Regions from separate parts of the Homo sapiens genome. Here regions 2 and 3 are each linked to region 1. The links are chromatin contacts, found by Hi-C in ENCODE. All regions are on one chromosome and are shown on one strand. Each heading gives the region's core, a stretch centred on a gene start or an enhancer-like site at or near the end of the contact. The rest is flanking DNA. Distances are from core to core; before and after follow the strand shown. Region 1 has its middle 24 kb from the start of SCYGR1. Region 2 overlaps RHBDD1 (rhomboid domain containing 1). Region 3 has its middle 23 kb from the start of DAW1.

Evidence for each region. Hi-C counts contacts between places; a loop is a spot of excess contacts on that map. Pooled maps may share reads with other maps.
Region 2: a map with no recorded cell type shows a loop between it and region 1 (14-fold over the local background). The contact joins two enhancer-like sites. A Hi-C loop is called at or near these places in 2 of 37 single-sample maps with no recorded cell type and 3 of 50 pooled maps.
Region 3: a map of GM12878 shows a loop between it and region 1 (2.3-fold over the local background). The contact joins two enhancer-like sites. A Hi-C loop is called at or near these places in 1 of 168 maps with a recorded cell type or tissue (GM12878), 3 of 37 single-sample maps with no recorded cell type and 3 of 50 pooled maps.

What each region holds. Positions count from the first base shown.
Region 1 is chr2:227,409,978-227,413,413 of GRCh38, reverse strand. No RefSeq gene overlaps it. Among named protein-coding and RNA genes, the nearest start is that of SCYGR1, 24 kb to the right of the region's middle. RefSeq lists an enhancer at 1,605-1,804. Within about 2 kb of position 1,858, at least 4 of the 41 ENCODE cell types and tissues checked have a DNase peak (open chromatin) inside an H3K27ac peak, as active enhancers do; they include GM12878, where a contact is called at or near this core.
Region 2 is chr2:226,904,363-226,907,798 of GRCh38, reverse strand. RHBDD1 (rhomboid domain containing 1) reads right to left here. Exons shown (of 9, transcript NM_001167608.3): 6 at 918-1,006. Among named protein-coding and RNA genes, the nearest start is that of RHBDD1, 70 kb to the right of the region's middle. RefSeq lists a silencer at 2,803-2,952. Within about 2 kb of position 1,503, at least 3 of the 41 ENCODE cell types and tissues checked have a DNase peak (open chromatin) inside an H3K27ac peak, as active enhancers do.
Region 3 is chr2:227,847,077-227,850,512 of GRCh38, reverse strand. No RefSeq gene overlaps it. Among named protein-coding and RNA genes, the nearest start is that of DAW1, 23 kb to the left of the region's middle. Within about 2 kb of position 1,757, at least 3 of the 41 ENCODE cell types and tissues checked have a DNase peak (open chromatin) inside an H3K27ac peak, as active enhancers do; they include GM12878, where a contact is called at or near this core.

The DNA.
Region 1 (3,436 bases), core at 609-3,108:
CGTACCTCTCCTCTGAGCTCCTGCCCATGAATCTAATCGCCTCCTTCCCATTTCCTCTTGTCAGTGTCTCTGTAACGTCTGTGTTGTGTGTCCTGGCTGTTTATGATTTGCTTTTCTTTGACAACTATAATCTCCAGGGTAAGTTTAGTTCCCTTCTAAAACCATTTCCTCGGGCCAATCTTCCCTGACCTGCCCTCCCCGCCCCACAGTCTATGCCAGACCCTCTTTCACTTGCTCTCCAAGCACACTGAGTATTTCTTCTGTATTCTTCAGAAATCCTGGTCTCTTACACCTCTTGGGTTCATTGTTCTCAGGTGGACAGTAAATTCCACAGGGCTAAGTCTACCGCCTTTCTCTTAGTATCGGAGCACTTAGCCCAGAGCCTGGCACATACGAGGGCCTCAGTAAATGCATATGGGATGATTGAAAAACTTTAAGTAAACTAATCAAACCCTCTGAGATACTGAGAATTGTTGTTTGATTTTAGTTCAGAGTATTTTGTATTGGGCTGTGCTTGTTTAAGTTGTAACCCTCAAGAAGGTTTCCTCTGTTTTTATATATATATATATTTGCCATCCCTTCTGTTTTCCTAAATTCTACCTAGGTAGAAAACTGAGATGGTTTCAAGAATGAAACACACTCTACTCGACAATTCTTTAGCTCTTGCATTTGACAAAAGGGATCAAGTTCTAGAGGATAGACCCTCTAGAGGCAGTAAATGCTCAACTATTTACTAAGTGTGTGACCTTGAGGAAGTTATGTCACCTCCTTTGTTACTCCCTGGGTTCTTCATCTGTAGAATGATGCCACTAACACCTACCTGTGTCACATGTATAGTGTATGCACAGGGTCTGACACAGTGCCTGGCAATAGTAGAGGTCCCCTATTTGTTTAACAGATTTTTTTTTTGTGCACTCAGAAATGGGACAGATACTGTTTCGGGCACTGAGGATACAGCAGTAAATGAATCAGACAGATCCTGCGCTCAGGGGGCTCACATTCTAGGGCAGGGGGGAGGTAAGTGTTGGTGGGGGAAAAGACAGGAAAGATAAAGCCAGATAAGAGCATAAAGATGAATGGGGTAGAAGTGACGGTGTTTTAGCTGTGGGGATCAGAGAAGACTCCCATAAGGTGAACAGGAGTAGGAGTCAAAGATATTCATTCCTCTATTCCTTTGCTCCTCTGCAGGGAGAAATCCTACTTCCCGTGGTTACTAGGGAGAATGCCTCACTCTAACTCATTTCTGTCTGGGTGGGAGCAGTGCCAACAGAAATAAGAGATGGGTTTCAGGAGGCTCTGGCCTTGATAGGCATATGTCATCCCACCCAGGGAGTGCAATGCAAGGTCTTGTTGGTTTCTTTATTCCATAATAGTTGATATGCAAACTAGATTAGGCACTGAGAAATGCTTCTGTGTGGCCGGGCGCGGTGGCTCATGCCTGTAATCCCAGCACTCTGGGAGGCTGAGGCGGGCAGATCACTTGAAGTCAGGAGTTCGAGACCAGACTGGCCAAGATGGCAAAACCCCGTCTCTACTAAAAATACAAAATTAGCTGGATGTGGTGGCACACACCTGTAATCCCAGCTACTCGAGAGGATGAGGCTTGAGAATCTCTTGAACCCGGGAGGCAGATATTGCAGTGAGCCAAGATGGTGCCACTGCATGACAGCCTGGGTGACAGAGCAAGACTCCGTCTCAAAGAAAAAGAGAAAAGAAAAAGAAAAAAAGAAATGCTTCTGTGTAATGGAACTTCTGTTTGGGGAGCAATAGGTAAAAATAAAACCCTAGGAAATCCCCAGGTCTCTCTCAATGGGTTTGAGGTAAGAGTTGGCAGGTTGGTTTCGCCTCTGCTTGCCTGTGGGCAGAAAACCAAATGAATCAAAAGGCAGCCAGAATGGAATAACTAGCACCTTAAGATGACACCAGGAAACCTTGAGGGTTTCGCAGGCCCTCAGGATCTAAGCAGACAGTATGACTAATTTGTCTGTGCCCTAGACTTAGCTGCCTGTCTTCCCACACTTGTGGCTTCTCCTGAAAGAGCAGGAATGGCTGTGTTGAGTTGTTGCCCTGCAAGGTTGGACTTGAATAAAATTCAAAACACTTCACATCTTTGGGACTTAATAGTTTTTCTGAAGTAAGCTCCATACAGTTTCTCCTGTATAGTCAATGGGAGGGAATAAGGAAGAATGGGATATGTCTCCCTCCAAGAACCCAGGCACATTGCGTAGCATTAATAGACCCAAACAAAAGGATTCCCCTTCTTTCTCCAGAATCCCTCTTCAGCTGCACAGCTTGCAGCCACGAGAAGGTGAGTCTCTGTTGTGGAGAGAGACACATTTGGCTGACTAGGGGTACTGAGAATTGTCAACCTATAAATAAAGCATTCAGTCAGAAATTGTTAAACTCAGAAAAGCAGCTGAGAAATTAGTAACGGTGTTACTACGTTAAGATTTAAAGAGCTGGCCAGGCACGGTGGCTCACACCTATAATCTCAGCACTTTGGGAGGCCAAGGCGAGTGGATCACCTGAGGTCAGGAGTTCGAGACCAGCCTGCCCAATGTGGTGAAACCCCGTCTCTACTAAAAATACAAAAATTAGCCAAGTGTGGTGGCACATGCCTGTAATCCCAACTATTCAGGAGGCTGAAGCAGGAGAATCGCTTGAGCCTGGGAAGCAGAGGTTGCAGTGAGCTGAGATTGTGCCACTGCACTCCAGCCTGGGTGACAGAGCAAGAGACCATCTCAAAAAAAAAAGAAAAAAAAAATTAAAGAGCAAAGCAAGGCATGTGCCCGTAGTGCCAGCTACTCTGGAGGCTGACATGGGAGGATGCTTTGAGCCCAAGAGTTTGAGACCAGCCTGGGCAATATAGCAAGACCCTATCTCTAAAACAAAATTAAATTTAAATTTAAAAATATTTATGGAGCTGAGGGTTTTTAGAAGTATTTTACCAACTTACAAATTCTTACAATTTAGCAGCTCCAACACAGGCAGAGGGCAGATACACAAGAATCACTGCCAGTCACGAGGCTGAGGAGAATTTCAACACTGGTATGCATCTGTTCCTGAGGCCAATCCCTTAGCAAGGAAATCAGACACTTCTTTCAGATGCCTAAAAGTATCAAACACAAATATTTATGCGTCCAGGTATTAAAATTCATCAAAGGACCTTTCAAGTCGTTATACTAGCTGCTGTTGTTCTGTTCAACTCTAAGTTTCAGGAGCTTAACAAGTGTGTCCCAGACCCAGCCAATTCCCTAGACCACCCAATGTACCCGCAGTGGCCAAATGTCCCCTCTTGGGGTGTGGCCAGTGAGATTCTCAACTAACTTTTCTTCTATGTCTTAATAACACAAGACCTTCTATCCCTCCTTTTTTTTTTTTTTTTTTTTTTGAGATGAATCTCACTTTGTCGCCCAGGCTGGAGTGCAGTGGTGTG
Region 2 (3,436 bases), core at 254-2,753, 510 kb after region 1:
AATAAGCAAACGTGGGAAAATGAGGATCTGCTTAAATGCAACACAGCCTGTAAAAATCAACCAAAAGTGAACACGACCTGCTAATAAAGGTGCCAGTGCAGTGCCTGGAAAGCTTTCTACTATCATGAATATTATATGGTTCTCAAGAATACCAGTCATCAGCACAAACTGTGAAACAAATTATTTATGGTTCAAGAAAAGGTAAAATAGTCTCAGAAGACTTCCCATGAATAAAAGATGAAATAGTGGAACTCAGTCTATAAAACAAGTGTTTGCAAACCAGTTTTCTTACAAGTCAAAATGAGAATCGCATTGAAAATTAAGAGGTCTAAAAAATACAAGTATTTCTAAATGAAATATTTTCATTGAGTATCAATTTGAAGGGAAAAACAAAATTAAAAAAAGCAGGAGCTAAGCTTCAAGCAATAACAGACTTGGTTTCGCCATGCATGAATATATGGCTCATCCACCAAGGACCCGGTCATCAGTCTGAATTCTTTAAAATACTGGCCATGCACTTCAGTCCAGGCTTTGTTTTCTTTTTCACCTTTGCCTTGCACGTATATTAATTCATGGACTATTATAGAAGAATGCATTATTTTAAAGGCACTTTAGTTCTCTGCATTCTTTAGGAAATCGTGGTTTTCTGCGGGTAGCATTAAGGTTGAGGGTATAAATATATACTGATATTTGTCCCCTAAGAAAGTATCAGATTCGAAATTTAAGTTTGCAGCCTCTTTTGTGGAGCAATGTAAGGAACTGCACTGGTTGTTTTACCTTTCGGTTTAAAAAGAAAAACAGGCATATTAGGGAATTCTTGAGCTGAACCACAGGGAAACTTGGGGTTGCTTCTGTTCACATTAAAATTAACATGAACTTCCAAGCTGTTGTCATGCCAAAGGTGTTTTATTCTGTACCTGCACATGCTTCCATGATTTTCTTCAGAGGCCCTTGAGTGTACATTAGTCCAACAAGAATCCCAGCCAGATGCCCAGCGAAGGAAGTCCTAGGAGGGAAGGAGACCCTTTGTGAGTGTTTGTTCTGCTGCTGATTAGAGACATTCTGTCTTCTCATTAGCCCAGTGCATGTCAAATAGTCACAGTCTGCAGGCTTTGTTCCACATCAAGTCTTTTATGCTAAGCAGCATTTAACTCAGTCCAAAGAACAACATCTCCTACCTTAAAAAAAAGTACAATGAATAACAACCACCACATGTTTAAAACGCAACACCCCTCCTTAACCAGGGGAAGTGGGTTGTCTCCTCCAGAGCAGTGGAAGCATTTGGTCAAGACAAGTCATTACATCGCTTTCCGTTTTTTTTCTGTACCTCTTATCACAAAACATAAATAAAATCAGTTTTCTCTGTTTGGCATTAAATCTGGAATTATCCAGCCATTGTGAGGGATGATGTCTATCTGTGTTATGGCAGGGCAGACTGCTGCAGTTTTCTACACCATGGATGAGTGAAGCAGAGAGCAAGTGAAACTCAGCAAAAGGAACTGAGATGCCCACCTGCATCCACCAAAGTTGTCTTCATGTGTATGTTTCAGTCACTCAGAACAAAGAAACATACATTTAAATTTCAAACTTGAAAGATGAGTTAGGGCATGAAAGTGTTTGCGTTAGGGCATGACAGTGGTTTAACTCTTCTTAAACTGGCATCTAAAACCAGCAATTACTTGTAAGATTTATTTTCAGAGGTCTACTTTGACCCAAGTGGCAACACTCTTTGTGGAGTTCCCTGGCTGAATGACCTCCCAACCAGCCTGAGTTTAAGAAATTACTGGCGATTCTCAAAAACCTCTGCTGTTACCACAAAGGGGGGGGTCCTACACAACGAGTTGTTCTTTAAGCACTTGACCTCAATTTCCAGCTGCCCGCCACCCTCTAGACACCCCCGCGCACACATGCACACATCCACTAGCACCTTAAACTAGACTTTTCTGGGGTGCCACTCCCACTTCCCGTTTGTAATGCCTCTCATACCCCTCCCAGCCTTCCCATTCCTACTGCCACAACCATGCTTACTGCCATCTGGACTATTTGGAAATGCCCAGTGTTGGGCACAGAGTGAACCCCAGATGAATGTGTGTTGAATGAATAAAATAAATGAAAGAAAATCATCCAGCTGGTCTCCCTGCAAGCCAGCTCTTGCTCTCCAGTGCATCCCACACACGGCCATCAGTTATCCTCCTGAGGCAGAAGGCAAGTGGTGTCATTGCCATCCTCTGAAATCCACTGGTTCTCACAGAATACTCCGGTGTGTGTTTAAGCCCTTCCAACACTTGGCCTTGCCCATCTCTGCAAAGTCAGAGGGTGGAGACCTCATCGTCTACTACCTCCATTCCCACATGCCCCACTGTCACATCCCCCAAGCACTCTCTGACCATAGGCTAAGCCAAACAGCACCTCTGTCAAAAAATGCCACCCCAGTTGAAGAGCCGTTCTTTCCTTCTCCTGCCTCCCCTCAGAGCTGAGGCTCCTACCTTATTCTGGCACGAAGCCAGTCTGCTGGTGGCACAGTACTTACACGTCTGCCTGCCTGTCCGTCTCTCTCTGTCACACACAAACTCCCTGAGGGCAGCAATGGTGTCTCATTCATACATTATACAAAATTAGAAGCTTAAAAAAAAAAAAAAGCCAAGCAAATGAACGCATTCCCACAGCCTGGAATAGTGACCTCTCATTCCAGAAGGTGGGAAACTGAAAGTTATGAAAGAGCCTGATGGAGACTCCAAGAACATAGCCTTTATGTGGCTTTTACATATGTATTCCAAACACCCAGGACAGGGCCAGGCACATGAGAGGCACTCAAGGATATGTTGAGTAAATGGCTCAAGTGTGCCAGGACCGTTTCACCAAGACCAACAGGAGGTAAGTTAAAACCACTAGATGTTCAGCTCAGGGTGCTTGCTGAGCCACGGCAATCACAGAGCTAAGAATCCGCCATTTGGTAACCTACACGAGACTCAGAGTCAAAACCAATACATTTCGCCTACTATGGCAGCAGCCTAGGGGAGATTCCCTGAAACACCACAAGCAAGATGGTTCTGAGTAATTTTCTTTGTCTCCAAGCTATGAAAAGACTCGCTGGCTCTCAGGAAAAGAACATGCAATGAGGAACACTTGAAAGAAAGAGACAAACAGGAGCCTTGTAAAGAGAACAGCATTGATGCTTGTTCCCATTAGCTGACTAAATGACACTATTGCCCAGACAAGCCCTCACATACATGCACACGTGCTAAAAGTCATGGCACATGCATGCGCGTGCACACACACACAGACACGCACACACACCACATACACGATCATCCCCTCAGGAGAGCATTATTTTCATCAGATATATCTACTGAAACAGGAGTTCCCTGACCCCCCTCCCCCCCCGCTTGCAGGATGTGCCACAGTGGTGTAACTTGTCTGTTTGGTGACCGTGCAT
Region 3 (3,436 bases), core at 508-3,007, 440 kb before region 1:
TCCTAACATCTAGGTAGCCTTCCTGTGCACTTCTCTTGCAGCTCTGAGACCCAGCAACATCTTTGGGCTCTACTTTCTCATGATTCCCAAGATTGCCCTGGGGATACAGTTGCCAGATTTAGCAAATCAAATACAGGACACCCCAGCAGCTTTGAATTTCAGCTAGACAGCACGTGGGGTTTTTTTGTTTGTTTGTTTTTAAGTGGGCTCCAAATATTGCCTGGGACATAATAGCACTAAAAAAAATATGTTGTTCATCTGAAATTTGAAGTTAATGAGGTATCCTCTATTTTATTCTATCTGGCAAGCTTCCTTAGGGATTATACCTATTCCAACCAGCCAGATGGGGAAAAGATCATGAGTAATCATACTCTAGGGAGTATTTATGGTCCTGGCCAGGATGCATTTACTCATCAAGAATCAATTTGCTTCCCACTCTGGCCAGTTTTCTCTCACATCCCTCCACCAGCCACGCCTGTTTCTTCTAATCTGCTTTAATCATATTGCCACTCTTTTTATCATCCTCCCAAACTCCTCAATGTGTCCTGGGAGTCCCTGCCCCTAACCTAACTGGGCAGCCTCATTTATTCCTCACTCTTCTCTTCCCCAACTCCTGACGCCTTTCTTCCACACCTCATAGAAATTGCTGAGGAAAAGAGTCAAACTCTAAAATATCTGAAGAGATTTACTCTGAGCCAAATATGAGGGACCAATGGTCTGTGACACAGCCCTCAGGAGATCTCAAGAACTTGTGCCCAAGGTGGTCGAGGCACGGCCTAGTTTTATAAATTCAAGGGAGACAGGAGACATTAATCAAATACATGTAGATGTACATTGATTCAGTCCGGAAAGCCAGGATAACTCGAAGCAGTGGGGCTTCCAAGTTATAGGTAGATTTAAAATTTTTCTGATGGACAATTGGTTGAAAGAGTTATTATCTAAAGACCTGGAATCAATAGAAACAAGTGTCTGGTTTAGGATGATAAGGGGTCGTGAAGACCAAAGTTTTATCAATCAGATGAAGCCTCTAAGTAGCAGGCTTCCAAGAGAATAGATTGTAAATATTTCTTACCAGACTTCAAGGTCTGTGTCGATATTAATGCTGGTTGGCTTTTCCTGAATTCCAAAAGGAAGGAGGGTGTAATGTGGCATGTCCAACCCTCCCTTCACATTATGGCTTGAACCAACTTTGGAATGCCCTTGTCTGAGAAGAGGGGTCCATTCAGATGGTTGGCGGGGCCTTGTAATTTTATTTTTGGTTTACAAACTCTTTGAGCCAAAATGGAGTTCTTCTGTGCCTCAGTAATTGCTCAGAGAGGGAGGAAGGTCATGACTGAAATGGGCTGATTGTCACTTAAATTAACACCCAGTGCCCCACCAGGAGAAGGACCGAAAGCAAATCTTCCAACTTTCCTATGAAATCCCTGATTCCTTTTCCTCTGTCGATGGATTCTGGGTCCAGGGTCTTTAACTGGCTTGAGTAATTTTTGTTAGCATCTCCAAAAAGGTAAAAGAGAAACTGAGTATAGACAATACTGCAAAAATATAAATTCATTTAAGGGAGGGTGGTTTTTAGGCTTCCGTTCAAGAAAAATAGTCTGACCCAGTTTTCAACTAGGTCAAGATGTGGTAGACTGAGTTAAATCATGAAAGGCCCAAATTACCCTAGAGCAGAGGAAGATTTTTGTGAAGTCACTTCCTTGCTGCTTCATTTGCTGGAGTGAAACTTGCCTTTCCAGTCGAGTGAGTATGGTACCATGAGGGGGCGAGGGAAAATGAACTCATAACTTTAACAACCCTCTTCTTGCAATTTCCCATCCTCCTCCCAACTTTTACCAGGCTCACCATTCCTTTCTGCAATAGTTGGTTTTTCCCTGTTTTAATGAGTTGGAATGACCCCCTTTTCATCTCTTCCTTCCGCCTTTTCTTTTATTCTTAGCAGAGTAAGAGGGAAAGAGACTTGCAAGTTAGAACACGTAACAGTGTTCACTTTTTTCTTCTTCCTTATTTTCTCTGGCATCATAACTCTTACAAAGTTTTTGGTTCTTTCGCGTGAGTATTTACCTTAGCCTGTTTAAATGATCAAACTATTAAGATTCCTCTTATGCCATTCTAGTTTCTCTTATAAAGGCTTTTCCCATCACTTGGTTTTGTTGATCTTTGAAATTTGAGCCCTTTTGATTTCCTGCAAATGTTTGCTCTTTTAAGAAAGAGAAATAAAAATAAGCCACATTTTATTTTTGCCCCATGAACTTCTAATTTTCATGTTTCTATTAAACATTTCTGATCATTTCTCTTTTTTTCTGCTAAAACTTTTTTACTTTTCTCTCATTTATCTCTCCCCTTTTTCATCTAAGAGAGATCTTAAGAACGCAGCTTCCAAAGTCTTCTTTGCTTATTTCTTCCCTTTCACACTGCAATGCTTCCCGATACTTTTATCTTTTTATGTCTTTAATCTCTTTTCTCTGTTTCCCTCCTGACTCATTCCCTTCTCTCTCTTCCCCTTTGTATCTGTGCCTCAATTTTCTCAAGTTTTCCTTAGTTTTCTCTTCTTTTCTTTACATCTTCCTTGGTTTTTCCGTTAGTTTGTATTTCCTTGTTCTAAGGGAGAAGGAGGGATATCTTTTTTTTTTTTTTTTTTTTTTTTTTTTGAGACGGAGTCTCGCTCTGTTGCCAGGCTGGAGTGCAGTGGCGAGATCGCGGCTCACAGCAAGCTCCGCCTCCCGGGTTCACGCCGTTCTCCTGCCTCAGCCTCCCGAGTAGCTGGGACTACAGGCGCCCGCCACCATGCCCGGCTAATTTTTTGTATTTTTAGTAGAGACGGGGTTTCACTGTGTTAGCCAGGATGCTCTCGATCTCCTGACCTCGTGATCCGCCCGCCTCGGCCTCCCAAAGTGCTGGGATTACAGGCGTGAGCCACCGCGCCCGGCCGGAGGGATATCTTAGATATTCCTTTTTACTTCATAACAAAAATGTTCTTGCTTCCAAAAACTCTCCAGTAAATCTTCTAAACATGAACAGAACATATTCTGGCCTCTGACCTGCTTTGGGGGCCCCATTTCTTAAACCCTCACACTCACCTGGAGGGCCGGAGTAGAGGGAAGAATTGCAGTGCCGAAGGAGTGAAATAGACAAAGAAGACTTTAGCGTGAGTCTTGCCTCTGCCTAGACAGCTCTTTCCTTCTCTGCTAATTTCCTATTTTCCCTCTAAGACTTATCCATGGAGTGAGGACTTATTCTCACCTTCCTAGCCCTGTTGGCCAAATCTCATTTAACTTCATTATCACTCTAAATTCAAGGTGGGATTGTAAATTTGATCTTTTAAAAATTTTTTCAGTTACAGCAACATATGGAAGAATGCATAAAATAAATATACAGAATATTGAATCATTACTTTTTGAAAATCTGTGAAACTGCATGCAAATCAGCACTTCCT